Linked DNA regions of Homo sapiens: region 2 is linked to region 1. Evidence: read pairs that join two places in POLR2A ChIA-PET (ENCODE). Cell type or tissue: Panc1. All regions are shown on one strand. Links, peaks and the distances in the headings refer to the core of each region. The heading gives the core; the rest is flanking DNA.

What was found. Peaks named below come from ENCODE experiments on the same cell type or tissue, not always from the same donor. Only the 100,000 strongest peaks of a DNase experiment are listed, where the experiment ranks them.
Region 2: POLR2A ChIA-PET joins it to region 1 with 12 read pairs; 3 of 35 experiments call an interaction of 5 or more read pairs at or near these places.

The regions. Positions count from the first base shown.
Region 1 is chr19:39,952,808-39,968,670 of GRCh38, reverse strand. LOC124904722 (a long non-coding RNA gene) reads left to right here and starts at 8,649. Exons shown (of 2, transcript XR_007067261.1): 1 at 8,649-8,803; 2 at 9,170-9,351. LOC124904720 (a long non-coding RNA gene) reads left to right here. Exons shown (of 3, transcript XR_007067260.1): 3 at 3,439-4,413. RefSeq lists an enhancer at 8,330-9,139. In Panc1, for the core only: no CTCF peak of the experiment used is centred there; no DNase peak of the experiment used is centred there.
Region 2 is chr19:40,101,615-40,117,477 of GRCh38, reverse strand. It overlaps the pseudogene LOC124904803. Among named protein-coding and RNA genes, the nearest start is that of ZNF780A, 19 kb to the right of the region's middle. RefSeq lists an enhancer at 9,735-10,299. In Panc1, for the core only: no CTCF peak of the experiment used is centred there; no DNase peak of the experiment used is centred there.

The sequences.
Region 1 (15,863 bases), core at 3,485-11,484:
GGCGTTAGATGATTGGCTATTTCTTTACCTTCTGTTTTTGCCTAATTCGCATTTTAGTGAGCTCTCTTTACTACCTGATTGGTTGGGTGTGACCTAAGTGGCAAGCCCCTTGTTTAAAGGTGGATGCGGTCACCTTCCCAGTTGGCTTAGGGATTCTTAGTCGGCCTAGGAAATCCAGCTAGTCCTGTCTCTCACTATGAATATTCTAGTACATTTCTTTGGACAAACTTACGTATTCATTTCTTCTGAAAATAGATCCCCCTCCCAAAGAAAAACAAAAACAAAAACAAAATAGACCCAAGTGTGGAATTGCTGGTCGTAGGGCAGGTATGTGTTTAGCTTTAGTAGACACTGTCAGACTGTATTAATTTACACTCCCACCATTTGTATGTATACTCTTGATATTTTGTGTGTTTGGACATTGTTTTCTATTTGGTGGATGGATCATGGGTTGTCACACGAGACACCACTTGCGCATTCACTTTTGGCCAGGAAAATTCCAAACCATGATCTCATAACAGCCCTCAGAGGTAGGTTTGCTTTTCCTCATTTTACAAATGAAACTGAGGTGCAGACAGGGGAAAGCCACTTCCATTAAGTTACAAAGAGAATTGGTGGCTCCTGCTCAGTGGAGATCACTGAGTAGGGAGGATCACTCTGCTGGGAGAACCCAGAGATTCATTAGATCTGGCTCCTGCCTTTCTTAAAGTCCTAGTGTCTGTGTTTCCACAAAAAAAAGGAAAACGACAATGACAATAAATCTTTTTGTTTTCCTCTGCATGAGCAACTCTTAATTCTGTAAGTTTTTTTTTTTTTTTTGAGACAGAGCCTTGCTCTGGCGCCCAGGCTGGAGTGCAGTGGCACAGTCTCGGCTCACTGCAACTCTGCCTCCCAGGTTCAAGTGATTCTCATGCCTCAGCCTCTGGAGCAGCTGGGACTACAGGCGTGGGCCACCACACCTGGGTAATTTTTTGTATTTTTAGTAGAGACGGAGTTTCGCCATGCTGGCCAGGCTAGTCTCAAATGCCTAACCTCAAGTGATCTACCCTCCCAAGCCTCGAAAAGTGATGGGATTATAGGCGTGAGCCACCGTGCCTAACATGGGCAATTCTTAATTCTGTATCCCAGGTTTCTACCTTACACCCAAAAGGCAACCTTGATTTTTACTTGAGACTTAGAATCTATTACTTAAAATGGAATCCATCATCTTGCCCCTGGCCTCCCATCCTCCCTGTTTCCAGGCTTCAGACTGAAACTCATCTGAGAGCTTTGCCTTTATTCCCCTAAGCCCAAATAATTGCCAGGTTCTCTCTGGCCCCTTTGGTAATGACAAATCAGTGTATCCCTTTGGAATTTTTATGGATAATAATCATAAATAACCATTTCCTGAACACTGACTATTGTCAACTAAGACAAAAATCAGGCCAAGTGCTCATTCCTGCTCCTATAATCATCTCAGCACTTTGGGAGGTGCAGGCAGGAGGGTTGCTTGAGCCCAGAAGCTCAAGACCACCCTGGGCAACATAGTGAGACCAAAAAATGTTTATAAAAATTAACCCAGCATGGTCGTGCGCCCGTAGTTCCAGCCACTCAGGAGGCTCAGGGGGGAGAATCACTTGAGCCTAGGAGGTCAAGGCTGCCAGTGAGCCAAGATTGTGCCACTGCACTCCAGCATGGGCGACAGAGTGAGAGACCCTGTCTCAAAAAAAAAAAAAAAAAAAAAAAAGGAAAGAGAAAAACCTACTTTTAGAGAATTAAAGTTAGTTTGATTCAGAAGTCTTACTGAGGATCACAACCTGGGAGAGTCTTTCAAAGTAACCGTTGGACTGCTCCGGAGGGTTTCAGCCTGCGGTTTTTATACAGGTGGCTGCAGCTCATGTTCTCAGAAGTTACATGAGAGCAAAATCCCATCAAGGTTTGGGTGTGACACATAATCATTAATCCTCTTCGATATTTTCCTACACACGGGCAGAGGCAAGGGCTAGGATCAATGAACTTTTCTTTTCTTTTTTCTTTTTTTTTTTTTTTTTGAGACCCAGTCTCCCTCTGTCACCCAGGCTGGAGGGCAATAGCACAATCTTGGCTCACTGCAACCTCTGCCTCCTGGGTTCCAGTGATTCTCCTGCCTCAGCCTCCCAAGTAGCTAGGATTACAGGTGTCTGCCACCACGCCCGGCTAATTTTTGAACTTATCTTTTCCAAAATACAGTGATTTGGGCCGGGTGCAGTGGCTCACGCCTGTAATCCCAGCATTTTAGGAGGCCGAGGCGAGTGGATCACCTGCAGTCGGGAGTTCGAGACCAGTCTGGCCAGCATGGTAAAACTCAGTCTCTACTAAAAAATACAAAAAATTAGCTGGGCGTGGTGGCGTGTGCCTGTAATCCCAGCTACTCGGGAGGCTGAGGCAGAAGAATTGCTGGAACCTGGGAGGCGGAGGTTACAGTGAGCCAAGATGGCACCATTGCACTCCAGCCTGGAGACAGAGCAAGACTCCCATCTCAAAAAAAAAAAATCTCTTTTCTTAGAAATTTGAAAAAAAGGCCGGGTGTAATGGCTCACATCTGTAATCCTAGTACTTTGGGAGGCTGAGGCAGGTGGATCACTTGAGGTCTGAAGTTTGAGACCAGCCTGGCCAACATGGTGAAACCCGTCTCTGTTAAAAATACAAAAATTAGCCTGACATGGTGGCATGTACCACTGTGGATTCTAAGTCCAATTTATCAATTTTTTCTTTTATGAATCATGCTGTTGGTGTTGTATTTTTAAAAACCTTAGCCTGGTGAAAACTCACAAAGTTTTTTTAAATGTTTTCTTCAGAAGTTTGATAGTTCGATTGGCTGGGTGTGGTGGCTCACATCTGTATTCCCAGCACTTTGGGGGGCGAAGAAGAAGTTTGATAGCTCGATATTTCACATTTACATCTATGTTCCATTTCGAGTTTGTTGTTGTTGTTTTTGAGACAGAGTCTCATTCGGCCGCCCAGGCTGGAGTGCAGTGGTGCGATCTCAGCCCACTGCACCTCTGCCTCCAAGGTTCAAGCGATTCTCCTCCTTCAGCCTCTGGAGTGGCTGGGATCACAGGTGCCTGCCACCACGCTCGGCTAATTTTTGTATTTTTAGTAGAGATGGAGTTTCACCATGTTGGCCAGGGTGGTCTCGAACACCTGACCTCAGGTGATCCACCTACCTGCCTCGGCTTCCCAAAGTGCTGGGATTCCAGGCCTGAACCACTGTGCCTGGCCGAAGTTTCATCTTTTTGCATGTGAATACCCAGTCGCTCCAGTACCATTTATTGAAAACATTATCTTTTCCCACTGAAATGCCCTGCAGCTTTGTCAAAAATCAGTTGATTATGCATGTGTGTACATCTATCTGTGGACTCTTGATTCTGTTCTGTTGATCTAATTTTCTTTCTTTTTTCTTTTTTTTTTTTTTTAAAGATGGAGTCTCACTCTGTTGTCAGGCTGGAGTGCAGTGGCACAATCTCGGCTCACTGCAACCTCCGCCTCCCGGTTTCAAGAGATTCTCCAGCCTCAGGCTCCCGAGTAGCTGAGACTATAGGCGTGCGCCACCACACCCGGCTAATTTTTGTATTTTTAATAGAGACGGGGTTTCACCATATTGGCTAGGCCTGTTGGCTAGGATGTTCTTGATCTCCTGACCTCGTGATCCCCCAACCTGAGCCTCCCAAAGTGCTGGGATTACAGGCGTGAGCCACCGCACCCGGCCAGCATTAAATCTTATAATCTATGAACCTGGTATATCTCCCTATTTATTTATTTATTTATTTATTTATTTAATTTATATTTTGAGAGGGAGTCTCGCTCTTTCACCCAAGCCAGAGTGCAGTGGCGCTATCTCGGCTCACTGCAAGCTCTGCCTCCCAGGTTCACGCCATTCTCCTGCCTCAGCCTCCCGAGTAGCTGGGACTACAGGCGCCCACCACCGCACCTGGCTAATTTTTTGTATTTTTAGTAGAGACGGGGTTTCACCGTGTTTGCCAGGATGGTCTCGATCTCCTGACCTCGTGATCCGCCTGCCTCGGCCTCCCAAAGTGCTGGGATTACAGGCGTGAGCCACCAACGCCCGGCAATCTCCCAATTTATTTAGCCATTCCTTAACTTCTACCAGCAATGTTTTTTAGTTTTCAGTGTATAGGTCTTGTAAATCTTTTGTCAGGTTATCCCTATGTATTTCATATTTTATGATATTATAAATGTTATTAAAATTTTTTAAATTTCTGATTTTTGTTTCCTTATGCTTAAAAATATGATTGACTTTTGCACATTATTCTGTGATCTTGTAAAAATCATTTATTAGTTTTAGGAGTTTCTGTAGATTTCCTGGAGTTTTTTTTGTGACAACTATGTCATTAGTGAATAAAGACAGTTTTATTTTTCTTCCTTTTCAATCGACATTACTTTTGTTTCCTTTTCCTACTTATTACATCGGCCAGGACTTTCAGTACAATATTGACTAGGAGTGGTGAATGCAAACATTCTTTTCTTTGTTCTCAATCTTTGGTGGAAAGCATTTAGACTTCTAACATTAAGTGTCTTTCAAAATGCCCTTTTAGCAGATTAAGGAAGTTTCTTTCTCTTCTTAGTTTGCTGAGTTGGTTTTTTTTTTTTAAACCCTGAATGGATGTTCACTTTTTTTTTTTTGAAATGAACCCTTGCTCTGTCACCTAGGATGGAGTACAGTGGTGCCATCTTGGCTAACTGCAGCCTTCGCCTCCTAGGTTCAAGCAATTCTCCTGCCTCAGCCTCCTGAGTAGCTGGGATTACAGGTGCCTCCTACCACACCCGGCTAGTTTTGCATTTTTAGTATAGAGACAGGGTTTCACAATGTTAGTTAGGCTGGTCTCAAACTCCTGACCTCAGGTGATCTGCCTGCCTCAGCCTCCCAAAGTGCTGGGATTACAGGTGTGTGCCACCACGCCCTGCTAGATGTTCACTTTTGTCAAGAAAATTTTGAACAGACCTTGTATTCCCAGGATAAGCCCTACTTGACCATGATGAATTGTCCTTTTTATATTGCTAGATTCAATTTGCTAATATGAGGGATACTGATTTATAGTGTTCTTTCATTGTAGTGTCTTTGGCTTCTGGTATCAAGGCAATGCTAGCCTCATAAAACAAATTGGAAAGTATTTCTCCTCTTATATTTTCTGAAAGAGAATTTTTTAGAATTCATGTTATTTCTTTCAATAATACTTGATAACATTCTCCAATAAAACTGGGCCTAGAGATTTTCGGGGGAAGATATTTAACTATAAATTTAATTTCTTTAATAGTTCTAAGACCTCTTTATCTTGTTCATCTTTGGTGAATTGTGGTAGTTTGTATCTTTCAAGGGACTGATCTATTACATGTAAGTTGTAAAATTTATAGATACTGTAGTGATATCTCTTCTATCATTCCTAATATAGGTAATTTTTGTCTTCTCTGTTTTTTTCTTGGTTCGTCTGGTTAGAGGTTTATTAGTTGTATTGACCTTTCATAAGGAAAATTTTTGGTTTCATTGATTTTTCCTGTTTTTAATTTCATTGATTTCTGCTCTTTATTTTCTTTTTCCTTCAGTGCTTTGGATTTCATTTACTTTTCTTTTTCTACAATATTAACGTGGAGGGTTAGATTTGAGATTTTCTTTCATGACATATGTGTTTGCTAATATAAATTTACCCCCTAAAAACTGCCTTAATTGCTTACATACATTTTGTTATATTTTATTTTCATTAAGTGAAAAATATTTTCTATTTCTTCTTAATACTTCTTCTTTGACTCCTGGATTATTTAGAAGTGAGTGATTAATTTCCAAATATTTGGGCATCTCCTAGACATCTTTCTGTTAATTGATTTCTACTTTAATTCTATTATGGTCAGAGAAGAGTAGCATTGTTTTGCATTTTTGCAAATCTCTTTAATGTCCAGCTTGATGGAAAACAACTGGATCTTAATGTCTGCTTTTTTTTCTGCTTTTTTTTTTTTTGAGACAGAGTCTCACTCTGTCCCCCAGGCTGGAGTGCAATGGCACGATCTTGGCTTGCTGCAACCTCTGCCTCTCAGGTTCAAGTGATTCTCCTGCCTCAGCCTCCCACGTAGCTGGGATTACAGGTGCGAGCCACTGCGCCCGGCTAGTGTTTTGTATTTTTAGTGGAGACGGGGTTTCGCCATCTTGGCCGGGCTGGTCTTGAACTCCTGACTTCAGGCAATCCTCCTGCCTCGGCCTCCCAAAGTGCTGGGATTACAGGCGTGAGCCACTGCGCCTGGCCAATGTCTGCTTTTGCATTCAATGTGCTGTGATAGTTTGTTTCGGTTAACGTATACCAAAAAAAATGTAGCCACACATATATAAGTAGTGGTAATATGGAAGTATATTTAATCTGCCACCATGAGCTTGACAGCTTCCCAAATGCTTATTGCCTTTCAGATTAGAATGATGTGGATATCTATGACTATAATTTTTCAGTATTTTATAACAAATGTTTCAACATTTGGAAAGCTGTATAACTCACTGCACCAATATTTTCCAAATTCCTGTTGCATGATGCTATAAAACTATGAATGGGTAAAAGATCCATGCAAAGTGCAATATAGACCAAGGGATTTTACTGTAATAGCATGGAAATAATTCACTGATATCGTTTCAGACACCATATTGCAACTAACCTTTAAGATACTTCCACTTGTAGAGTTTTGGTGTAATATTAAAACAAGAAGATTCCATTAATCTGATGATTATTAGCTAAATTGATTTGGGGCAAGGGCCAGTAGTCTTACTTACCATTGTTTTTGCACTATCAGTGCAAATATTAAGAGTGAAAAATTTGAATAACATCTTAGTATTATTATAAAAATAGTTTTGACCTCAGGGACCCTCTGAAGGGATCAGGGACATGCAAGGGTCTGCAGTCCCACTTTGAAAACTTCTCTACTAAGGAAAAAGAGAAAAGTCCAGTGTTTTCCTGCAGGAATTAGAAAGGTAGAGCATTGGTCCAGCCAGGAGGTTAGAGCCAAGGTGAGACCTGAAGGACAAGTACTAATTAGCTAAGAAAGGTGAGGAGAGCCAGGCGTGGTGGCTCATGCCTGTAATACCAGCATTTTGGGAGGCTGAGGTGAGCGGATCACGAGGTCAGGAGATCGAGACCATCCTGGCCAACATGGTAAAACCCCCATCTCTACTAAAAATTCAGAAAATTAGCTGGGCATGCTGGTGCACCCCTGTAATCCCAGCTACTCAGGAGGCTGAAGCAGGAGAATTGCTTGAACCCGGGAGGCAGAGGTTGCAGTGAGCTGAGATTGCGCCACTGCACTCCAGCCTGGGTGACAGAGTGAGACTCCAACTCAAAAAAGAAAAAAAAAAAAAAGAAAGAAAAAAAAACAAAGGCGAGGAGAAAGACATTCCAGACTTTAAAAAAGCAACCCAAGTGGGAGTATGTGTGGGAGACATGTAGGGTGAGAACAGGAGTTTTGGGTTGAGATAGGAGAGGAAGGCTTGAATTATAGGAAGTCTTGAATGTCACCTAAGGAGCTTACAATTTGTCCTGAGGGCAAGGGACAACCCGTGAAGGGTTTTAAGTGGCAGGGAGTGGGGGATTGGGGGAATGACTTAACAAGATTTGTGTTTGTTTAGGATGATCATGCTTACTGTGATGTAGATAGAGACTCAAAAGGATAAGACTCAGCAAAAAAACCCAGAAAGCTGTTGGAATAATCCAGTTGAGAGGTGGTTGCCAGAATCACTTGTAAAATGGTTGTGGATTTAGAAATAGATTGTTTTGAGAGATATAAAGAACATATAAGCAATGAGATTAAGAGAGTAATTAGAGCCGGGTGCAGTGGCTCATGCCTGTAATCCCAGCACTTTGGGAGGCCGAGGCAGGCAGATCACCAGAGGTCGGGAGTTCAAAACCACCTGACCAACATGGAGAAACCCCGTCTCTACTAAAAATACAAAATTAGCTGGGCATGGTGGTGAATGCCTGTAATCCCAGCTACTCTGGAGGCTGAGGCAGGAGAATCACTTGAACTCGGGAGGCAGAGGTTGTGGTGAGCCGAGATCGTGCCATTACACTCCAGCCTGGGCAACAAGAGAGAAACTCTGTCTCAAAAAAAAAAAAAAAAAAAAAAAAAAAAGAATAATTAGAAAGAAGGGTGAAAGGAAAAAAGAGGAACCCAGGATGACACTCCTAGCTTGGACTGCTGGATGATGGCATAGTGTTTGACTAGAATCTAGACATAGGAGGAGGGGCATATTGGAAGGAGAGCAATGAGGTTGAGCTAAGGTACCTGTGGGACATTCGAGTGGAAATTTTCCATAGTCAAATGGGTACATAGGACTGGAGGTGACGTACTTTCTGATTCCATTTGTATGACATTCTTGAAAACACAAGATTAAAGGAACAGAGACGAGGTCACTGGTTTCCAGGGGTTGGTGGGGAGGGATACTACAAAAGGACAGCATGAGAGAAGTTTTGGGGTGATGAAACTGTATCTTGATTGTGGAGGTGTGGGGAAAAGAAAGAGAGATCAGATTGTTACTGTGTCTGTGTAGAAAGAAGTAGACATAGGAGACTCCATTTTGTTCTGTAATCTGTAACCTTACCGCCAACCCTGTGCTCCCTGAAACACGTGCTGTGTCAACTCAGGGTTAAATGGATTAAGGGCTGTGCAGGATGTGCTTTGTTAAACAGATGCTTGAAGGCAGCATCCTCCCTAAGAATCATCACCACTCCCTAATCTCAAGTACCCAGGGACACAAACACTGCGGAAGGCCGCAGGGACCTCTGCCTAGGAAAGCCAGGTATTGTCCAAGGTTTCTCCCCATGTGATAGTCTGAAATACAGCCTCGTGGGAAGGGAAAGACCTGACCGTCCCCCAGCCCGACACCCGTAAAGGGTCTGTGCTGAGGAGGATTAGTAAAAGAGGAAGGAACGCCTCTTTGCAGTTGAGACAAGAGGAAGGCATCTGTCTCCTGCCCGTCCCTGGGCAATGGAATGTCTCGTGTAAAACCTGATTGTATATTCCATCTACTAAGATAGGGGAAAACCGCCTTAGGGCTGGAGGTGGGACATGCGGGCAGCAATACTGTTCTTTAAGGCATTGAGATGTTTTTATGTACACATATCTAAAGCACAGCACTTAATTCTTTACCTTGTCTACGATGCAGAGACCTTCGTTCAAGTGTTTATCTGCCGACCTTCTCTCCACTATTATCCTATGACGCTGCCACATCCCCCTCTCCGAGAAACACCCAAGAATGATCAATAAATACTAAGGGAACCCAGAGGCCGGTGGAGCCTCCGTATGCTGAACGCCAGTTCCCTGGGCCCCCTTTATTCTTTGTCTGTACTTTGTCTCTGTGTCTCTTTCTTTTCCAAGTCTCTCATTCCACCTAACGAGAAACACCCAGAGGTGTGGAGGGGCAACCTACCCCTTCATGGAGGTGGTTACACAAATCTATACATATCAATTTTACTGTTTTTTTTTTTTTTTTGAGACAGGATGTCTCTGTTGCCCAGGCTGGCGTGCAGTGGCACAATCTCAGCTCACTGCAACCTCCACCTCCCAGGCTCAAGTGATCCTCCCACCTTTCATGCATGTCTGTGTGAAGAGACTACTAAACAGGCTTTGTGTGAGAATAAAAGCTTTTAATCACCTGGGTGCAGGTGGGCTGAGTCCGAAAAGAGAGTCAGCCTTCTTGTCTCCAATGATTTGAGATGCAACCTTTATCATATACTAAATATCTATATGCATTTGGGTCTGCTCTGGATTCTCTATTCTGTTCCTTCATTCTGTGGTATTCATGTGCTAATACCACACTGTTTTCATTAGAGGTTTTCTGTTTTAATATCTAGTCAGGTCGGCCAGGCGCGGTGGCTCATGCCTGTAATCCCAGCACTTTGGGAGGCTGAGGCATGTGGATCACGAGGTCAGGACCTCAAGACCAGTCTGGCCAACATGGTGAAACCCCGTGTCTACTAAAAATACAAAAATTAGCTGGGCATGGTGGCACGCATCTGTAATCCCAGCTGCTCGGGATTACAAAAAACAAGAACAGCTAAGAAAGTTCTGAAAAACTCAGGAGGCTGAGGCAAGAGAATCACTTGAACCCAGGAGGCAGAGGTTGCAGTGAGCTGAGATTGTGCCACTGCACTCCAGGCTAGCGATATATATATATATATATATATATATATATATATATATATATTTATATATATGTAGTCAGGTCAGTGGTGCCTCCCTACTCTGGGAGATAGGGTGGGGGCAAAGGGAGATAGGGGTGGGGCCATTTTATAAGATTTGGGTAGGTAAAGGAAAATTACAGTCAAAGGGGTTTTGTTCTCTGGCAGGCAGGAGTGGGGGTCGCAAGGTGCTCAGTGGGGGAGCTTTTTGAGCCAGGATGAGCCAGGAAAAGGACTTTCACAAGGTAATGTCATCACTTAAGGCAAGGACCAGCCATTTTCACTTCTTTTGTGGTGGAATGCCATCAGTTAAGGCGGGGCAGGACATTTTCACTTCTTTTGTGATTCTTCAGTTATTTCAGGCCATCTGGGCTTATACGTGCAAGTCACAGAGGATGCGATGGCTTAGCTTAGGCTCAGAGGCCTGACACCACCTCAGCCTTCCGAGTAGCTGGAACTACAGGTGCACACCACCATGCCTAGCTGATTTTTTGTAGAGATGGGGTTTCACCATGTTGCCTAGGCTGGTCTTGAACTCCTGGACTCAAGTAATTCTCCTGCCTCAGCCTCCCAAAGTTCTGGGATTACAGGCGTGAGCCACCACACCCGGCCTATTTTGCTTTTTTTTTTTTTTTTTTTTTTAAAGATAAACGTGAATAGTGTCTGCTTTTCTATTATTCACAAAGGTAAACATGAACATATATAGATGGAAGGGCAATGGTTTTGGATAGGAGACTCACATAATAAAAATATCTCTCAAAAAGTTAGTTTAAAAATGTAATGCAATCCCTCCAAAAATATCATCAGGTTTTTATCTAGAATTAGAGAAGTTATTGTAAAACTTATTTGGGAGAATGAGAAAAACAAGAACAGCTAAGAAAATTCTGAAAAAGACCAGAGTAGGGAGGCACCACTGACCTGACTACACATATATATATATATATCGCTAGCCTAGAGTGCAGTGGCACAATCTCAGCTCACTGCAACCTCTGCCTCCTGGGTTCAAGTGATTCTCTTGCCTCAGCCTCCTGAGTTTTTCAGAACTTTCTTAGCTGTTCTTGTTTTTTGTAATCCCGAGCAGCTGGGATTACAGATGCGTGCCACCATGCCCAGCTAATTTTTGTATTTTTAGTAGACACGGGGTTTCACCATGTTGGCCAGACTGGTCTTGAGGTCCTGACCTCGTGATCCACATGCCTCAGCCTCCCAAAGTGCTGGGATTACAGGCATGAGCCACCGCGCCTGGCCGACCTGACTAGATATTAAAACAGAAAACCTCTAATGAAAACAGTGTGGTATTAGCACATGAATACCACAGAATGAAGGAACAGAATAGAGAATCCAGAGCAGACCCAAATGCATATAGATATTTAGTATATGATAAAGGTTGCATCTCAAATCATTGGAGACAAGAAGGACTTTTTAATCAGTGATACTGGAGTAAGCTGACAACTCTATGGAAGAATATAAAATTAAACCCATTCCTCAAACCACACAGCAGGACAAATGTGAAAAGGTCAGAGATCTAAATTTTAAAATGTGAAACCCTGTAACTACTAAATGTGAATGAATTTATTCATTTAGGTTTTAAGTTGAGACAGGGTCTGGCTCTACTGTCCAGGCTGGAGTGCAGTGGCATGATCTCGGCTCATTGCAACCTCTGCCCCTTTGGTTCAAGCAATTCTCCTACCTCAGCCTCCTGAATAGCTGGGACTACAGGCACACACCTGCACAACTGGCTAATTTTTGTAATTCTTTGGTAGAGATAGAACTTCCCAATTTTACCCAGGCTGGTCTCGAACTCCTGGGCTCAAGCAATCCTCCTGCCTTGACCTCCCAAAGTGCTGGGATTACAAGCATGAGCCACTGTGCCCGGCCAATGAATTTCTTTATAACCTGGCAGTGGTCAATTTTTTTTGCTACCTGATTCAAATTACAGAAGCAATAAAAGAAAGGACTGATACATTTGACTACATAATAATTACAATTTTATGCATGACAAAAACACAACAAGGTAAGAAAACAAAAGAACAGAATTCATAGAAAATGCAAACCCTTAAATGAACAAATGATTTATCTCATGATACTACAAATGCAACATAAAACTGTATCGAGATACCATTTCTCACCTATCAGATTGATAACATACTCTTGCCAAGGTTGTGGGAAAATTGGCACTCTCACATTGCTAGTGGGAATGAAAAATAGTACGTGCCTGCCTGGCGTGGTGGCTCATGGGCCAGGCACAGTGGCTCATGCCTGTAATCCCAGCGCTTTGGGAGGCTGAGGTGGGCGGATCACCTGAGGTCAGGAGTTCAAAACCATCCTGACCAACATGGAGAAACTCCATTTCTACTAAAAATGCAAAATTAGCCGGGCGTGATGGCACATGCCTGTAATCTCAGCTACTCGGGAGGCTGAGGCAGGAGAATTGCTTGAACCCAGGAGGCAGAGGTTGCGGTGAGCCAAGATCGTGCCATTGTATTCCAGCCTGGACAACAAGAGTGAAACTCCGTCTCAAAAAAAAAAAAGTCAAGTAAAAAAAGTAAAATAAAGAACAGTGTGAGCTGGGCGCAGTGGCTCACTTCTGTGATCTCAATAGTTCGGGAGGCTGAGGTGGGAGGATCACCTGAGGTCGGGAGTTCAAGACCAGCCTGGCCAACATGGTGAAACCCGTCTCTACTAAAAAATACAAAAATTAGCCGGGCATGGTGGCACACACCTGTAATCCCAGATACTTGAGTGGCTGAAGCAGGAGAATCGCTTGAACTTGGGAGGTGGAGGTTAGTGAGGTGAGATCGTGACACTGCGCTCCAGCCTGGGCGGCCGAGTGAGACTTGGTCTCATAAAAACAAAACAAAACAAAACAAAAAGAAGAAAACACAATGTGTATGATATGCTATAATATGCTACCTTTTGCAAAAGAAGGAAAGGGAAATGCACAGACACGCACACTTGTATATGTATGTCTTTCCCTATATTTTCAAAGAGAAATGATGGAAAGTTGAATGAAAATCCCATAAAAATGGTTACTCACAGGAGAAGGGAGGAAATGTGGAGAGGACAGGGATGGCAGCTAAAGCTCTGTGAAGATAACTTATTGTCAAGTTTTGGCTCTGGAACTGTGCAAATGTTTTACAAAATTAAAAATATTAAAGGCAGTTCCTCCCCTAGTGCTCAAATTATAGTGTCTAAATTCAATTTGGGGCCAGGCACGTGGCTCACACTTATAATCCCAGCACTTTGAGAGTCCAAGTCAGGAGGATCACTTGAATCCAGGAGTTTGAGAGCAGCCTGGGTAACATAGGGAGACCTTGTCTCTACAAACAATTTAAAAATTAGCTGGGTGTAGTGATGCACGTCTGTAGTCTCAGCTACTTGGGAGGCTGAGGCAGGAGGATCACTTGAGCCCAGGAGGTCAAGGCTGCAGTGAGCCATGATCATGCCACTGTACTCCAGCCTCAGCAACAGAGCAGGACTTTGTCTCAAAATAAATAAATAAATACAATTTGGTAATCATAGGAATTGTGGCTCTTTTAGAAATGGATGATTGTGGTTCTGGGTAGGAAATGTACCATAAACCAAGACAGCTCCCACTGGTCTAAGGTTTGACCACTTCAAATGTTAAAAATCCATGCATTCATAAGGATATTACATACACACACACACACACACACACACACACACACACGCACACACACGTTTTGGTTACCTTTAGAGAGAATGTACTAAAACTGAAAATTGAAGCATTTAAGTTGCTTTTTCTGTATTAACTACAATTTAGGGTAACCAGAGAATTAATGAGGGGATGCTTCTTTGTATAATAGCATTGTAGTTAATAAATGAAGAGAAAATAATACATTAAAAATCCCCATTTTGCAAAGCCCTGGTGAAATAATGGAACTAGACAGGTTTCCAGATTTAGCCAATAAATGGCATGGGACATATTTATACTAAAAATTAATTGTCACCTGAAATTCAAATTGAACTGGAGGTCTTGTATCTTAGTTAGCAACTCTACATCAAGGTAATGATCAACAATGGATATTAATATCATTGAGACAGATGCAGAAAAATCATTTGATAAAGTTAAACATCTATTTATGATTAAACAATTAAAAGTAGAAGGAAACTTCTTTAATACAATAATGTATACTTTCAAAAATGCTACGGTAAGCATCATACTTAATAGCAAAATATTGAAAACAGGCTGGGTGTAGTGGCTGATGCGTGTAATCCCAGCACTTTGGGAGGCTGAGGGAGGTGGATCACTGGAGCCCAGGAGTTCGAGACCAGCCTGAGCAAAAACCCCATCTTTACAGAAAAATACAAAAATCAGCTGGGCGTGGTGGCATGTGCCTGTAGTCCCTACTACTTGGGAGGCTAAGATGGAAGGATCGCTTGAGCCCAGGAGGCAAAGGTTGCAGTGAGCTTAGATTGTGCCGCTGAACTCCAGCCTGCGTGACAGAGCGAGACTCCCTCTCAAACAACAACAAAAACCAATGGAAAGTATTTTCTTTGTGATCAGAAGCAAGACTAGGATGCCCCCATCATATCTTTTATTCAATTATCTATTGGAAAGCCTAAAGAAAAGTTATAAAGATGAGAATGGAAGGAATTAAACTAATTCATAAGCAATATGATTGTATGTGTAGAGAACCCAAAAGAACCTACAAATACATTATTCAAATAATAAATCATTTTATTTATTGACTCCTGGTTTTGTGACAGGCAAGCTGGCTGACTTCCTGTTTTGATGTGGTCCAGAGAAAAAGAAGAAAAGCCCCTTACTCAAGATGTAGCTTACCTAATCTCCAGCCAATCAGCATCAAAGGCCCAAGAAGCTAGTAACCACAAGTTCCTGCTTTAGGGGCCTAGGGACTTCCCCAGGGACCTGCAAGTACAGCTAGGCTTGTTTCAACTTTTCCTTATTTTAATGCTAAAAATCATGCCCAGAGGTGATTTAAAATGCTAATGTTATATACAATGTATGAAAAAGCGTGTTGAACCACTGTGCAGGCACCAAAGAAATCCCTCCTAAACATTCAATGACAGGCACGTCACAGCAGCTAGGCCCCTATAAGACAGATCAACCTGCTCCCTTTGGGGTGCAGCCCACCCTTTTCCTTTTGCAGTGCTGACCTTTCTTGTGCACAAGCTAAAATAAACATTCTCTTTTTCTTTCTTTTTTTTTTTTTTTTTGAGATGGAGTCTTGTTTTGTCGCCCAGGCTGGAGTGCAATGGCACAATCTCAGCTCACTGCAACTTCTGCCTTCCAGGTTCAAGCAATTCTCCTGCCTCAGCCTCCCAAGTAGCTGGGATTACAGGTGTGCACCACCACACCCAGCTGTTTTTTTTCGTATTTTTAGTAGAAATGGGTTTTCACCATGTTGCCCAGGCTGGTCTTGAACTCCTGGGCTCAAGCAATCCACCTGCCTCAGCCTCCCAAAGTGCTGGGATTACAGGGGTGAGCCACCACACCCAGCAATCTCACTTGATTTCTATCCTGGAAGACTACAAGAACCAAGGATGATTGTAACATCTCCTGGTACCCCAGATGGGACCCTCATTTTAGGTCCCCACAGGAGTTAGCAAGACTTCCTGGAGGACAGAGGCAACTGACCAGGTGGTAACAAAGGTGGCCACTCTGGACCATTGCTTTGGTGTTGGTGCTTTGGA
Region 2 (15,863 bases), core at 2,705-10,704, 150 kb before region 1:
GAGTGAACGAGACTCCGTCTGCAATCCCGGCACCTCGGGAGGCTGAGGTTGGCGGGATCACTCGCGGTTAGGGGCTGGAGACCTGCCCGGCCAACACAGCGAAACCCCGTCTCCACCAAAACCAGTCAGGCGTGGCGGCGCGTGCCTGCAATGGCAGGCACTGGGCAGGCTGAGGCAGGAGAATCAGGCAGGGAGGTTGCAGTGAGCCGAGATGGCAGCAGTACAGTCCAGCTTCGGCTCCGCATGAGAGGGAGACCGTGGGGAGAGGGAGACAGAGGGAGAGGGCTGTTTTTTTTTTTAGAGATGGGGTCTAGCTATGTTGCCCAGGCTGGTCTCCAACTCTTGGCCTCAAACAGTCCTCCTGCCTCAGCCTCCCAAAGTGTTGGGATTACAGGCATCAGCCACTTTGCCCTCATAAAGGGTTGTTTGAGAAAGGTTAGTATGGGTAATGACTCACAAGTCTCTCACATGAGCAACTGGATTGGTCATGGTGGTGTTTATTGACACTGACAAACTGAAGAGGCTGTGGTTTGGGTGTAAAGGTAAGAGCACACTCTATTTAGCACATGTAGTTTGCTCTGTCTTTAAGGCACCTGCATCATACATGTGGCTAGTCATGTATCATATACACATATGTATGGGTAAAGCTCAGATGGAAGGTTTGCTTTGAGAAGGCTGTCAACAACATATATTAGTAAGAGAACTGTGAAAGTTGTCAGAATCGAAACGGAGTCACTAATGTTAAGAAAACTGACATATCATGGGCCAGGAATAGTGGCTCACACTTGTAATTCCAGCACTTTGGGAGGCCGAGGTGGGAGGATTGCTTGAGACCAGGAGTTCAAGATCAGCCTGGGCAACATAGTGAGACCCCCCCATCTCTACAAAACATAAAAAAAATAGCTGGGTGTGGTGGCAGGTGCCTGCAGTTTCAGCTACTTGGGAAGCTGAGGCAGGAGGATTGCTTGAGCCCAGGAGTTTGAGGCCGCAGTGAGCCATGATCACACCACTGTACTCCAACCTGGGTGGCAGAGTGAGATCCTGTCCCAAAAGAAGAAAAATGAAAACTCTGACAAATCAAGCATGGGGAGAACATGAAGAGAAGGTTTTCATGCTTGTATGCCTGATCACAAAAACTGTCACAAAAGACTACAAAAACCACAACTTTGCACAAAGTCCACCATAACCTTATACAAATAATACTTCTGCAAGGACATCTGCTCAACAATTCCCTGTCCAGTCTCAGACTTGTTATTGATCTTTGTAGCCAAGGATAATTATTTCAAAACAATTATGTAATCCTCCTCATTTTTTCATTTAAAAACCCTTGTCTTCCTTTATCTCCCTGAATTTGCACATATTTCACTATGGTATACAGATTCCCATTGCAATGCTCTATTGCTAAACAAATATCTTTTCTTTCAGAGAGACTCTTTCTGTTTGTTAAATAGGTTGACATATATGGTGTTTGAAACAGGACCTGAAAAAGTTCACTAGCAGAAGAAATGGTGACCAGGCATAGTGTCTCACACCTGTAATCCCAGCACTCTGGGAGGCTGAGGCGGGCAGATCACCTGAGGTTGGGAGGTCCAGACCAGCCTGGCCAACATGGTGAAACCCCGTCTATACTAAAAATACAAAAATTAGCCGGGTGTGGTGGCGAGCACCTGTAATCCCAGCTACTCGAGAGGTGGAGGCCGGAGAATCGCTTGAACCCGGGAGGCGGACATTGCAGTGAGGCGAGATCACGTAGCTGCACTCCAGCCTGGGTGACAGAATGAGACTCAGTCTCAATAAAAAGAAACAACAACAACAAAAACAACCAAAACAAAAAGAAGGAAATGGTGATACTTGGAACCAGTGAGCAGTATTTACTGAGTCACTTCCCTGGCTCACCTTTTCTGCCCTGGTGATGGGCAAATTACAAGTGATCCTCCCTCCTTCTGTTGGAGGCTTTTTGACTTTATTTGGGGTCTTGTTTGGATAAGGTCATTTTTATGAAAGACCATACATCCCTCCTGAAATAAGACTTTTTGTCTTTTCTGGTAAGTCCTTCCGGGTATAGAGACAAGTATCTTTCTGCATTGAATACTCTAGGTTTCTAAAGTATTTACATCCTGTCTGCGAGGTACATCTTCTCTGGTCTGTGCACCTTCTCTGGTTTAATATTTTGTTTGATCTGCACACCTGGGTTAAAATATTTGGAACATTCTTATCTTGGTTTCCTTCTATTTGGTTTGACTCTTTTTCCTTGCTTGTTTCTGAAAATCTTACAGGAGCAAAAGTAAATATTCTAAATGATGGATGCACGAGGGCTACTTTACAGCTACCAGGGCAGACACCACCATCTAAAACACTGGTCTAAACTCCTGAATTTGTCCGGGTGCGGTGGCTCAGGCCTATCATTCCAGCACTAGGAAGCCGAGGTGGGTGGATCACCTGAGGTCAGGAGTTCGGACTAGCCTGGGCAACATGGTGAAACCCCGTCTCTACTAAAAACACAAAAATTAGCTGGGCATGGTGGCGCAAGCCTGTAATCCCAACCACTCGGGAGGCTGAGGCTGGAGAATCACTTGAATCCAGGAGGTGGAGGTTGCAGTGAGCCAACATGGCGCTGTTGCACTCCAGCCTGGGCAACAGAGCAAGACTACATATCAAAAAAATAATAAAATAAAAAAATAATAATTTTTAAAAAACTTCTGAATTCCCTTACAGGACTTAGAAGATTTTCTTTGCTCCCAGGAGATGAATAAGAAACAAAATGGCATTCTCAAGACTATACTTTCAGGGATCATTTCTATAGTTTGTTACTAGAGAAGTTTCTCTGAACGTGTAGAGCACCGAGGCATGGGCAAGGACTTCATGTCCAAAACACCAAAAGCAATGGCAACAAAAGCCAAAATTGACAAATGGGATCTAATTAAACTAAAGAGCTTCTGCACAGCAAAAGAAACTACCATCAGAGTGAACAGGCAGCCTACAAAATGGGAGAAAATTTTCGCAACCTACTCATCTGACAAAGGGCTAATATCCAGAATCTACAATGAACTCAAACAAATTTACAAGAAAAAAACAAACAACCCCATCAAAAAATGGGCGAAGGACATGAACAGACACTTCTCAAAAGAAGACATTTGTACAGCCAAAAAACACATGAAAAAATGCTCATCATCATTGGCCATCAGAGAAATGCAAATCAAAACCACAATGAGATACCATCTCACACCAGTTAGAATGGCGATCATTAAAAAGTCCGGAAACAACAGGTGCTGGAGAGGATGTGGAGAAATAGGAACACTTTTACACTGTTGGTGGGACTGTAAACTAGTTCAACCATCGTGGAAGTCAGTGTGGCGATTCCTCAGGGATCTAGAACTAGAAATACCATTTGACCCAGCCATCCCATTACTGGGTATATACCCAAATGACTATAAATCATGCTGCTATAAAGACACATGCACACGTATGTTTATTGTGGCATTATTCACAATAGCAAAGACTTGGAACCAACCCAAATGTCCAACAATGATAGACTGGATTAAGAAAATGTGGCACATATACACCATGGAATACTATGCAGCCATAAAAAATGATGAGTTCATGTCCTTTGTAGGGACATGGATGAAATTGGAAATCATCATTCTCAGTAACCTATCGGAAGAACAAAAAACCAAACACCGCATATTCTCACTCATAGGTGGGAATTGAACAATGAGATGGCACATGGACACAGGATGGGGAATATCACACTCTGGGGACTGTGGTGGGGTGGGGGGAGGGGGGAGGGATAGCATTGGGAGATATACCTAATGCTAGATGATGAGTTAGTGGGTGCAGCGCACCAGCATGGCACATGTATACATATGTAACTAACCTGCACAATGTGTACATGTACCCTAAAACTTAAAGTATAAAAAAAAAAAGAAAGAAAGAAACAAAATGGCATTCTCAAACATGAATAAGGCATGCCAGATTTTCTGGGACCCACTATAGTTGGCACATATTATGGCCTGTTCTTGTGCACATTTTTACATTGATGGGCAAATTACAGCAAGGAAAATTCAGAGCTTAGATGGTCATTGTTAAAAAAAAATCTGCAACTATAGAGTTAACATGTAGAGTCTTCTAAGCTATCTCTCTAATTTTTTCTCTGCCTACTTGGAATCTGCTGACCTTTCTGCTGGTGTTGAGATAAAACTCACTGCTTATGGCATTCCAATCAAGATTTTTAAAAGAAGAAGTTTTAAAGGGCTTTTGAATTAATAGCTTTAAAATTACAACTCCGTGGTAACCAACAACCGAGACACCTTTTAGAAATACAAATTTAGGCTGGGTGTGATGGCTCATGCCTGTAATCTTAGCACTTTGGGAGGCCAAGGTGGGCAGATTGCTTGAGGCCAGGAGTTTGAGACCAGCCTGGCCAACATGGCAAAACCTGTCTCTACCAAAAATACAAAAATTAGCCAGTGTGGTGGCCCATGCCTGTAATCCCAGGTACTTGGGAAGCTGAGGCATGAGATTCACTTGAACTCGGAAGGCAGAGATTGCAGTGAGCAGAGATTGCATCACTGCACTCAAGCCTGGGTGACAGAGTGAGACTCTGTATCAAAAATAAATAAATAAATAAATTTGGAGTTGTCTGACTAACAATTGTGTATGATGATAAAACACTTATTTGAAAAATTAGTAATCTAAAAGAAAAAGGAATAGATAAATGTTTTTAAAGCTTAGGCTCTCAGATCAAACAAGATAGAAAGGAACCAATAAGTAGGAGAGAGGAATGTGAGAAAAGGTAGGAATATGAAGATGTATTTTTCGTAAGGGAGGTTAAAAAATAGAAGAATAATTTTGTATGAGAAAGAATCTTTTCATGGTAAATTTTTGTCCTAAAGTAAAATGACTGGTTATTTAAGAAAAAGGAAGTATAGGACAAAGTAGAAAGTCCAAGCATGTTGTCAATAGTCTAAATAAATTGTGATAAAGTTCATGAAAAGAAAATTTATTTGGCTGGGCATGGTGGCTCACACCTATAATCCCAGCACTTTGGGAGGCCAAGGCAGGTGGATCACCTGAGGTCAGGAGTTCGAGATCAGCCTGGCCAACATGACGAAACCCTGTCTCTACTAAAAAAATACAAAAATTAGCTGATTGTGGTGGTGAATGCCTGTAATTCCAGCTACTCAGGGGCCTGATTGAGGAGAATCGCTGGAACCCAGGAGACAGAGGTTTCAGTGAGCCAAGAGCACACCACTGCACTCCAGCCTGGGCAACAGAGTGAGACTGTGTCTCAATAGAAAAAAAAAAAGAATTTTGTGTGGGATCAACTTGGCTGTAATTTAGTCTTTCTAAAGACTGAAGTTTGATATTGATACAGTTTGGTTCTGTGTCCCCACCCAAATCTCATCTTGAATTGTTATCCCCATGTGTTGTGGAGGGACCTGGTTCATGGGGGTGGGTTTACCCCACGCTGTTCTCATGATAGTGAGTGAGTTCTCACACAATCTGATGGTTTAAAAGTGTGGCACTTTCTTTATCTCTCTCTCCTGCAGCCATGCAAGACGTGCCTTGCTTCCCCTTCACCTTCTGCCATGATTGTAAGTTTCCTGACACCTCCCTGGCTATGCAGAACTGTAAGTCAATTGAACCTTTTTTTTAAAAAAAAATAAATTACCCAGTCTCAAGTAGTTCTTTATAGCAGTGTGGAAATGGACTAATACAGATATTAAAAATGCTGGCTGGGCATGGTGGCTCATGCCTGTAATCCCAGCACTTTGGGAGGATCACTTGAGGTCAGGAGTTCGAGACCAGCCTAGCCAACATTGCGAAACCCTCCCTCTAGTAAAAATACAAAAATTAGCTGGGCATGGTAGTGGGTGCCTGTAGTCCCAGCTACTCAAGAGGCTGAGGCGGGAAAATTGCTTGAACCCAGGAGGTGGAGGTTGCAGTGAGCTGAGATGGCACCACTGCACTCTAGCTTGGATGACAGAGCAAGACTCTGTCTAAACAAAAAAAAAAAACAAAAAAAAAAGAAAGAAAAAAAGAAAAAAAAGCACTAATGCAAAACTAAAAAAATTTAGTCCTCTATGTTAGAATAAGTTTTTCTTAAAGTATTGATTTGCTCTATATAAAATTACAAGAGGTTCTGGTTTTTAATTCTGAAATCTGTTTAACAACCATCTTTCTATATTATTTCTATTTCTTCCTGAGATATAATTAACCTCCCTAATTTCAGGTTCGAAATGCTATCTTTTTCATTCAGAATGTGATTTTATTCTCAAGGTAAATTGTTTTCTTTTTGGAACTTCTCAGATTTATTTATGAGAAGTTCATCCTTCGCTGTATCTCACTGCATGTGATGTGATGGTCATACATCATTGCCTTCTGTTCTTTCTCCCCTTGAAATGGTATATCATTTTTGCTTGGCTGAGGTGATAACTTTCTCATTCAACCTTTTTTTTTAAATTGCTGTAACTTCCCTCACCCCCCACCCCCGGTTTTAATCCTACTGTTATGGCCCAATGCTGAAATGTTTATCTTGCAGGTCAAGAAAAGCAATGTTTTCTTCCAGTATAACTTGATTCTGTACTCTTGGCTTTTCTTGATGTGTCTGAATTGCTTCGTGTAACCGGGAAACTTCCCATGCTGTTACTAAGAGCTATGTTTTCCCCCCTGCTCAAGGTACTAGTTTTCTTATTTACATTCCTCTATAATATAGTGTTTACTCATAGCCTTGGACAAACTCTTCCTGTGTCTGATAAAATTCAAGTACCCTTTTCATTAGATTTGACTTCCAGCTTGCCTAAACATGCTTCCCATAAGGAAAAACAATTAGAATACAAGAAGTTTTTAATTTAGCTTTTTGTAACTGGTCTTAAACAAAACCCCAAAGATTTTACATTTTATCAAGACAATTCCTACGTTGTCTTTATTAGGTTTTTGATTACTTAGAAAAACTGAGCTTTGAAAGGGTTAAAGTTTTCATATCCATGAAATTTTCTGTATTGTTTTTGAAGCCTTTTGATTATCACTCTGGTTAAATGAATAACCATGATTTTACAGTGATGTGTGATTCTGTTTTGATAAATTGGGAGCCTTTATGGCTAGTCTAAGTTTTTGTTACTTACAGTAATTGTTTTGAATTCTTCTCTAAAAACATTTATAATCAGCCATGGTTCAAAATTGCTTTTCAAGAAAGCAACTCTAACACGTACCCTTGAACAGACTTTTTTTTTTTTTGGTGACAGGGTCTCACTCTGTCACCCAATTTGAGTGCAGTGCCATGATAATAGCTTACTACAGCTATGAACTCCTGTGATCAAGTAATCTACCCATCTCAGACTCCCGAGTGGCTGGGACTATAGGTGTCCACAGCTGTGGTTGGCTGGTTTTATTATTTTTATTTTTTTGTAGAGAGGGGGGTCTCACTATGTTGTCTAGGCTAGACTTGAACTCCTGGCCTCAAGTTATTCTCCTGCTGTGGCTTCCCAAAGTACTGGGATTACAGGTGTGAGCCACTGCACCAGGCTTGAACACAGATTTCTGACAGCTTTAAGATCAATGGATTAAATAAAAATTTCAAGAACTCTAATAAAGAAACTGATGGACTCATAAAACTATTAATTGGTCCCTCTCCCTCTCCCTCTCCCTCTCCCTCTGTCTCCCTCTCCCTCTCCCTCTCCCTCTCCCTCTCCCTCTCCCTCTCCCTCTCCCTCTCCCTCTCCGTCTCCCTCTCGCTCTCCGTCTCCCTCTCGCTCTCCGTCTCCCTCTCGCTCTCCCTCTCCCCACGGTCTCCCTCTCATGCGGAGCCGAAGCTGGACTGTACTGCTGCCATCTCGGCTCACTGCATCCTCCCTGCCTGATTCTCCTGCCTCAGTCTGCCGAGTGCCTGCGATTGCAGGCACGCGCCGCCACGCCTGACTGGTTTTGGTGGAGACAGGGTTTCGCTGTGTTGGCCGGGCCGGTCTCCAGCCCCTAACCGCGAGTGATCCGCCAACCTCGGCCTCCCGAGGTGCCGGGATTGCAGACGGAGTCTCGTTCACTCAGTGCTCAATGGTGCCCATGCTGGAGTGCAGTGGCGTGATCTCGGCTCACTACAACCTACACCTCCCAGCCGCCTGCCTTGGCCTCCCAAAGTGCCGAGATTGCAGCCTCTGCCCGGCCGCCACCCCGTCTGGGAAGTGAGGAGTGTCTCTGCCTGGCCGCCCATCGTCTGGGATGTGAGGAGCCCCTCTGCCTGGCTGCCCAGTCTGGAAAGTGAGGAGCGTCTCCGCCCGGCCGCCATCCCATCTAGGAAGTGAGGAGCACCTCTTCCCAGCCGCCATCACATCTAGGAAGTGAGGAGCGTCTCTGCCCGGCCGCCCATAGTCTGAGATGTGGGGAGCGCCTCTGCCCCGCCGCCCCATCTGGGATGTGAGGAGCGCCTCTGCCCGGCCGAGACCCCGTCTGGGAGGTGAGGAGCGTCTCTGCCCGGCCGCCCCGTCTGAGAAGTGAGGAGACCCTCTGCCTGGCAACCACCCCGTCTGAGAAGTGAGGAGCCCCTCCGCCCGGCAGCTGCCCCGTCTGAGAAGTGAGGAGCCTCTCCGCCCGGCAGCCACCCCATCTGGGAAGTGAGGAGCATCTCCGCCCAGCAGCCACCCCGTCCGGGAGGGAGGTGGGGGGGGGTCAGCCCCCCACCCGGCCAGCCACCCCATCCGGGAGGGAGGTGGGGGGTCAGCCCCCCCGCCCGGCCAGCTGTGCCATCCGGGAGGGAGGTGGGGGGGTCAGCCCCCCGCCCGGCCAGCCGCCCCGTCCGGGAGGTGAGGGGCGCCTCTGCCCGGCCGCCCCTACTGGGAAGTGAGGAGCCCCTCAGCCCGGCCAGCCACCCCGTCCGGGAGGGAGATGGGGGGGTCAGCCCCCCCACCCGGCCAGCCGCCCCGTCCGGGAGGGAGGTGGGGGGGTCAGCCCCCCGCCTGGCCAGCCGCCCCGTCCGGGAGGGAGGTGGGGGGGTCAGCCCTCCGCCCGGCCAGCCGCCCCGTCTGGGAGGTGAGGGGCGCCTCTGCCCGGCCGCCCCTACTGGGAAGTGAGGAGCCCCTCTGCCCGGCCAGCCGCCCCGTCCGGGAGGGAGGTGGGGGGGTCAGCCCCCCGCCCGGCCAGCCGCCCTGTCCGGGAGGGAGGTGGGGGGGTCAGCCCTCCGCCCGGCCAGCCGCCCCGTCTGGGAGGTGAGGGGCGCCTCTGCCCGGCCGCCCCTACTGGGAAGTGAGGAGCTCCTCTGCCCGGCCAGCCGCCCCGTCCGGGAGGGAGGTGGGGGGGTCGGCCCCCCGCCCGACCAGCCGCCCCATCCGGGAGGGAGGTGGGGGGGTCAGCCCCCCGCCCGGCCAGCCGCCCTGTCTGGGAGGGAGGTGGGGGTGTCAGCCCCACGCCCAGCCAGCCGCCTCGTCCGGGAGGGAGGTGGGGGGGTCAGCCCCCCGCCCGGCCAGCCGCCCCGTCCGGGAGGGAGGTGGGGGGGGTCAGCCCCCCTGCCCGGCCAGTGGCCCCGTCCGGGAGGTGAGGGGCGCCTCTGCCCGGCCACCCCTACTGGGAAGTGAGGAGCCCCTCTGCCCGGCCAGCCGCCCCGTCCGGGAGGGAGGTGGGGGTGTCAGCCCCCCGCCCGGCCAGCCGCCCCGTCCAGGAGGGAGGTGGGGGGGGTCAGCCCCCCCCGCCCGGCCAGCCGCCCCGTCCGGGAGGTGAGGGGCGCCTCTGCCCAGCCACCACCCCGTCTGGGAGGTGTGCCCAACAGCTCATTGAGAACGGGCCAGGATGACAATGGCGGCCTTGTGGAATAGAAAGGCGGGAAAGGCGGGGAAAAGATTGAGAAATCGGATGGTTGCCGTGTCTGTGTAGAAAGAAGTAGACATGGGAGACTTTTCATTTTGTTCTGCACTAAGAAAAATTCCTCTGTCTTGGGATCCTGTTGATCTGTGACCTTACCCCCAACCCTGTGCTCTCTGAAACATGTGCTGTGTCCACTCAGGGTTAAATGGATTAAGGGCGGTGCAAGATGTGCTTTGTTAAACAGATGCTTGAAGGCAGCATGCTCGTTAAGAGTCATCACCAATCCCTAATCTCAAGTAATCAGGGACACAAACACTGCGGAAGGCCGCAGGGTCCTCTGCCTAGGAAAACCAGAGACCTTTGTTCACTTGTTTATCTGCTGACCTTCCCTCCACTATTGTCCCATGACCCTGCCAAATCCCCCTCTGTGAGAAACACCCAAGAATTATCAATAAAAAAATAAATTAAAAAAAAAAAAAAAAAAAAAAAAAAAAACTATTAATTGGGATCAAGAACAACAAAAAATTAATTACATAAAATTAAGTAACTGATAAAGATAATGTTTTATAACTTTTATTTAAAACATCCTTTACTTAAATGTTTTGTTTCCCAGATTTAAGGACATTTTATTTCATAAGGTATAGTTTACAACAATTTGTAAATAAGTATATTGTACTTTTGTCAACAAACATGGAAGCATTTGCTTTTTCTCTCTACTTGATTTCTCCAAAATTCAGAAACCACTTGTGAGTATTCTTGTTTTCATTTACATAAGTTTAATAAAGACCTGCTTTCTTTATAACCAGATTGCAATTTGAAACATTGGCTCTATTACCAAGGTTTTTGACTGAAATGCCACATTTAAGAATGTACACTAGATGCCTAGCTTCAGGAGTTCCCAGTCTTACAATGAGTGATTAAAAATGGTCACTTCCTGGCAGGCCCAACAACCTTAAGATTCTTAGTAAAATCTAACATCTGCCTAGGTTTGGCTTCCTAATCTCAAAAGGTTTTTAAATCTGAGATGTTTTTTCTGCTTCCACTTCCTGGGTTCAAGTGATTCTCCTGCCTCAGCCTCCCAAGTAGCTGAGATTACAGGTGTGTGCCACCATGCCCAGCTAATTTTTTGTATTTTAGTAGAGACAGGGTTTCACCATGTTGGCCAGGCTGGTCTGGAATTCCTGACCTCCAGTGATCCACTCACCTTGGTCTCCCAAAGTGCTGAGATTACAGGCATCAGCCACCATGCCCTGCCAAATCTGAGATTTTTATATTATCAATGTAGAGGGAAAAACTTTGTTTCAAAGAAAAACTATAATACACCCATTATTAGATTAGACTGTAGCCCTGTGCATTAGTTTCAAGTTTTTGTCATCTACCTATAGACTAGACCCATTCATGAATTCTCCTAATTTTTTTCAATATTTGGCTACAACTCTCCAACTGAAAACAAAATCTGCTCTATTCCTAAAGCCCTATAAGCTGAAACTAGATGAATTTTCAGGAACAAGCCTCATGCCTGATGTATGGACCATACAAAAAGTTCACCAAACCACCCAATGTCATGCCCAGACATTCAAACTACCAGTCAGGAGGAGAAGTTGATGTTGTTATGTTGTAAACAGCTTTCCCCAAGGCTCCCCTTAATGTTACCGTTTTCACTTATCAGGATAATGGTGTAATTAGTCCACACTCACACTGCTATAAAGACATACCTGAGACTGGGTAATTTATAAAGAAGAGGTTTAATCAGCTCATGGTTCTGTGGGCTGTACAGGCTTCTGTTTCTGGGGAGGCCTCCGGAAACTTACAATCATGGTGGAAGGTGAAGGGGAAGCAGGCACATCTTCACATGGCTGGAGAGAGAGAGAGAGAGGGCGTAGGTGGGGAGGTGCTACACATTTTTCACGAGAACAGCAAGGGGGACAGGGGGAAGTCCGCCACCTCCCACCAGGCCCTTCCTCCAACACTGGGAATTACAATTTGACATGAGATTTGGGTGGGGACACAGAGCCAAACCATGTTATGGTGTAAATGAAATTTTACGTTCAACAGCTTCTGCTGGTAACTTAAGAAATCTTTTTTTTTTTTTTTTTTTTTTGAGACGGAGTCTCGTTCTGTCGCCCAGGCGGGAGTGCTGTGGCGCGATCTCCGCTCACTGCAAGCTCCGCCTTCCGGGTTCACGCCATTCTCCTGCCTCAGCCTCCCGAGTAGCTGGGACTACAGGTGCCCACCACTGCGCCCGGCTAATTTTTTGTATTTTTAGTAGAGACGGGGTTTCCCCGTGGTCTCGATCTCCTGACCTCGTGATCCGCCCGCCTCGGCCTCCCAAAGTGCTGGGATTACAGGCGTGAGCCACCGCGCCTGGCAGAAATCTTAACCTAAGAAATCCTTTAGCATCTATTGGTTAAATAAGAAAAGGTCTGTACTATTGCTAATACTATTACATGCTGTACCTGGATAGATTCCTCTGGGAAAGTTGAGACGCATATACACAAAATAAGAAAACAGGCCACATGGTTACAATAGGTCTCATCTAATTTTCTATGGTCACTTGATATATTCAATTAGTTGTCTTTAAGCCTAGGTTCATGTCTCAAGACCATTATGCAAACTGGGATTGTCATACTGCAGTTAGTTTTACTTTGTTTTTGTCCCTTTTAAAAACTTTGTATTTGTTACTTGTTAATTTTGCAGAATACAACTCCTAATAAAATAATGCTAGCCAAGCACTTTCAGATGATTACCAAAAAACTACAGAACAGACAAAATAGAATTTAGTAATGGATTCCACGTAGACTTGGCATAACAGCCACTCCTTTGAAATCTCCCTTGTTGTTTAAATGTGGCTCAAAGGGTTTTCACACTGATTCCTAGTCACCAATCACTTCCCTCAATGTGGGTCAAGACCAGCAACTGCAACAGGTTCATGTCAGCATTAAGGGACATAAAAATTTAACTACAGGATGATTGATCAGTGATGTTTTTGGAGAAAGATCTTGAATGAAAGAGGGAAATGTGAAAGTTTCCAGAATCAAAATGGAATCACTAATGTTAAACAAATCCTGACAAATAGAGTTGGATGAAGAGGGCTATGAAGAGGGGATTCTCAGCTTGTATGCCTGATAACAGAAAAGACTTTGCAAAACTCACAATCGAGCTGGGCAAGATGTCGTGCATCTACAGTCCCAGGTATTTGGGAGGTGAGGCATGAGGATCACTTGAGTTGTGTCTAAACAAAACAAAACAAAACCAAAACCTTGCACAAAGGCCGTTGTAATCTTACACAAAAGAATACTTCTGCAAGGACATCTGCCCAACAACTGCCTGTCCGACCTCAGACTGACATCACACTTGTTATTGCCCATGAGGTTGAGGCTGCAGTGAGCCATGATAGTGCCACTGCACTCCAGCCTGAGTGACAGTGTAACATCTTTTTTCAAAAGATAAAAAAAAAAAAAGATTTATGAAAGTTCCAGGCTATTATTTACCTAACCTTATGTCTTTTTTCCCATACATTTTATTTCAGTGCAACATTCACAAAGGAGAGAGTTCAAATCGTAAGTGTACAGACCTTCACATTTTCATAATTTGAATACTCTCCTGAAAACAAAATCCAGATTAAGAAACAGAGTAATACCAACATCCCAGGGTCTACTTTCATGCCATAATAAAGTCACTAATCCCAAAGGTTACCACTATCCAAATCTCTAAAACTGTAGATTAGTTTCATTGTGTTTGAGCTTTGTATAAATGGAATCACACAGTACATATACTCATTGTGCCTGACTTCTATGGCTCAACATTATGTCCTGAAACTCATACATACTATTGCATGTAGTTGAAATTTTTAGTTTCTTTCTTTTTATTTATTTATTTATTTATTTATTTATTTATTTATTTATTTATTTTGAGACAGAGCTTTGCTCTTTTGCCCAGCCTGGAGTGCAGTAGTGCAATCTCGGCTCACTTCAACCTCTGCCTCCCAGGTTCAAGTGATTCTCCTGTCTCAGACTCCCGAGTAACTGGGACTACAGGCATTCGCCATCACGCCCAGCTAATTTTGGTACTTTTAGTAGAGATGGGGTTTCGCTATGTTGGCCAGGCTGATCTCGAATTCCTAACCTTAGATGATCTGCCCGCCTCAGTCTTCCAAAGTGCTGGGATTACATGCATGAGCCACCATGCCCAGCCAGTTTTTATTTTCATATCACTGTATTTTTCCACTGTCATAACAGCACTGTTTTTGTGTATGTCTTTGGGACACTTAGGCACAACTTTTTTGAGAATACAGTTTTGTCTTTACTTCAGTTTTGTAATCTCTACTCTTTCCCATTGGTCTATTTGTCTAACTCTGTGCCATTGCTACATTATCTTAATTATAAAGGCTTTTAAATAAGCCCTCCAGCTCTGTTCTTTTCTTCAGTTTCTCTTCAATGAACTTTTCTTCATCTCTGATCTTTCCATTTCCATTTTGGAATCAGCCTATACATTTTCACAAACAATCCTGCTGGAATTTTCACTGGGGTTGCATTTAATGTATATATCTATTTGGAAGGATTGATATTTTTTAAAAATTGAGTATTTCAATCTTTTTTTTTTTTTTATTTGCCCAGGCTGGAGTGCAGTGGCACAATCTCAGCTCACTGCAACCTCCACCTCTTGGGTTCAAGCGATTCCTCAGCCTCCTGAGTAGCTGGGATTACAAGTGGCTGCCACCATGCCCATCTAACTTTTGTATTTTTAGTAGAGACATGGTTTCATCATGTTGGCCAGGTTGGTCTTGAACTCTTGACCTCAGGTGATCCGCCCACCTTAGCCTCCCAAAGCGCTGGGATTACAGGTGTGAGCCACAGCATCCAGCCAAATTGAGTATTTCAATCTATAAACAGTGTATCCCTTGCTGATTTAGGTCTTATTTAATTTTTTTCCAGGAACAATTTGTGTTTTGTTTTTGTTTTGAGACAAGGTCTTGCTGTGCTGCCCAGGCTAGAGTGCAGTGGCACGGCTCACTGCAATCTCGATCTCCCAGGCTACAGGTGTGTGCCATCATGCCTGGCTAATTTTTATAACATTTTTGGGGTTTGACCATGTTGCTGAGGCTGGTCTAGAATCTGGGCTCAAGTGATCCTCCCACCTCAGGCTCCCAAAGTCTTTTTTTTGAGACAGGGTCACACTCTGTCACCTAGGCTGGAGTACAGAGGCGTGATGATGGTTCACTGCAGCCTGACCTCCTGGGCCCAAGTGATCCTCCCAATTTAGCCTCCTGAGTAGCTGGGACTACAGGGGCACACCATCATGCCCAGCTAAATATTTTTTGTAGAGACATGGGTCTCACTATGTTACCCAAGCTGGTCTTGAATTCCTGCCCTCAAGCAAGCCTCCCTCCTCAGCCTCTCAAAGTTCTAGGGTTACAGGCATGAGCCACTGGGCTAGGCTAGTGTAGAAGTTTTCTACACCATTTATTAGATTTTTTTCTAGATACTTGATATTTTAAATGGCACCACTTTAAAATTTTCATTTTATATTTCTTTGTTGGTAGTATTTAGAAATTACATAGAAATAATATTTCTTTTTTGTATTTGTACTTTATATTTAAATCCAGTGACATTGCTAAATTATATAATACATTGCTGTAGATTCATTTTTATTTTCTATTTTTGCCATGATGTCATCTGTGAGGAACAACAGGTTGTCTATTTTCATTCCATTGATACGCCTTTTATTCATATGTTTTGCTTTAATGCATTGAATGGAGCCTCAAATAAAGTGGTGAGAATGGGTATCCTTGCTTAATTCTGATCTCAGAAGAAGAGCTTTCAATTTTTCACTATTAATTATAATAATTCATCATTAATTATGATTTGCTAAAGTTCTTTGTAAATCTTATGATTAAAATGAACTTTTAAATCATTTTTAAAAATCTTATGATTTGCTAAAGTGCTTTTTAAAGTTCTTTAGCAAATCATATTAGATGATATTTATAAAAATAGGGAAGCTTTTTTTGTTCTTAGTTTGCTGTGTTTTAAGTACTGACTTCTATCAAGTGGTTTTTCTGAGTCTACCAAGACGAT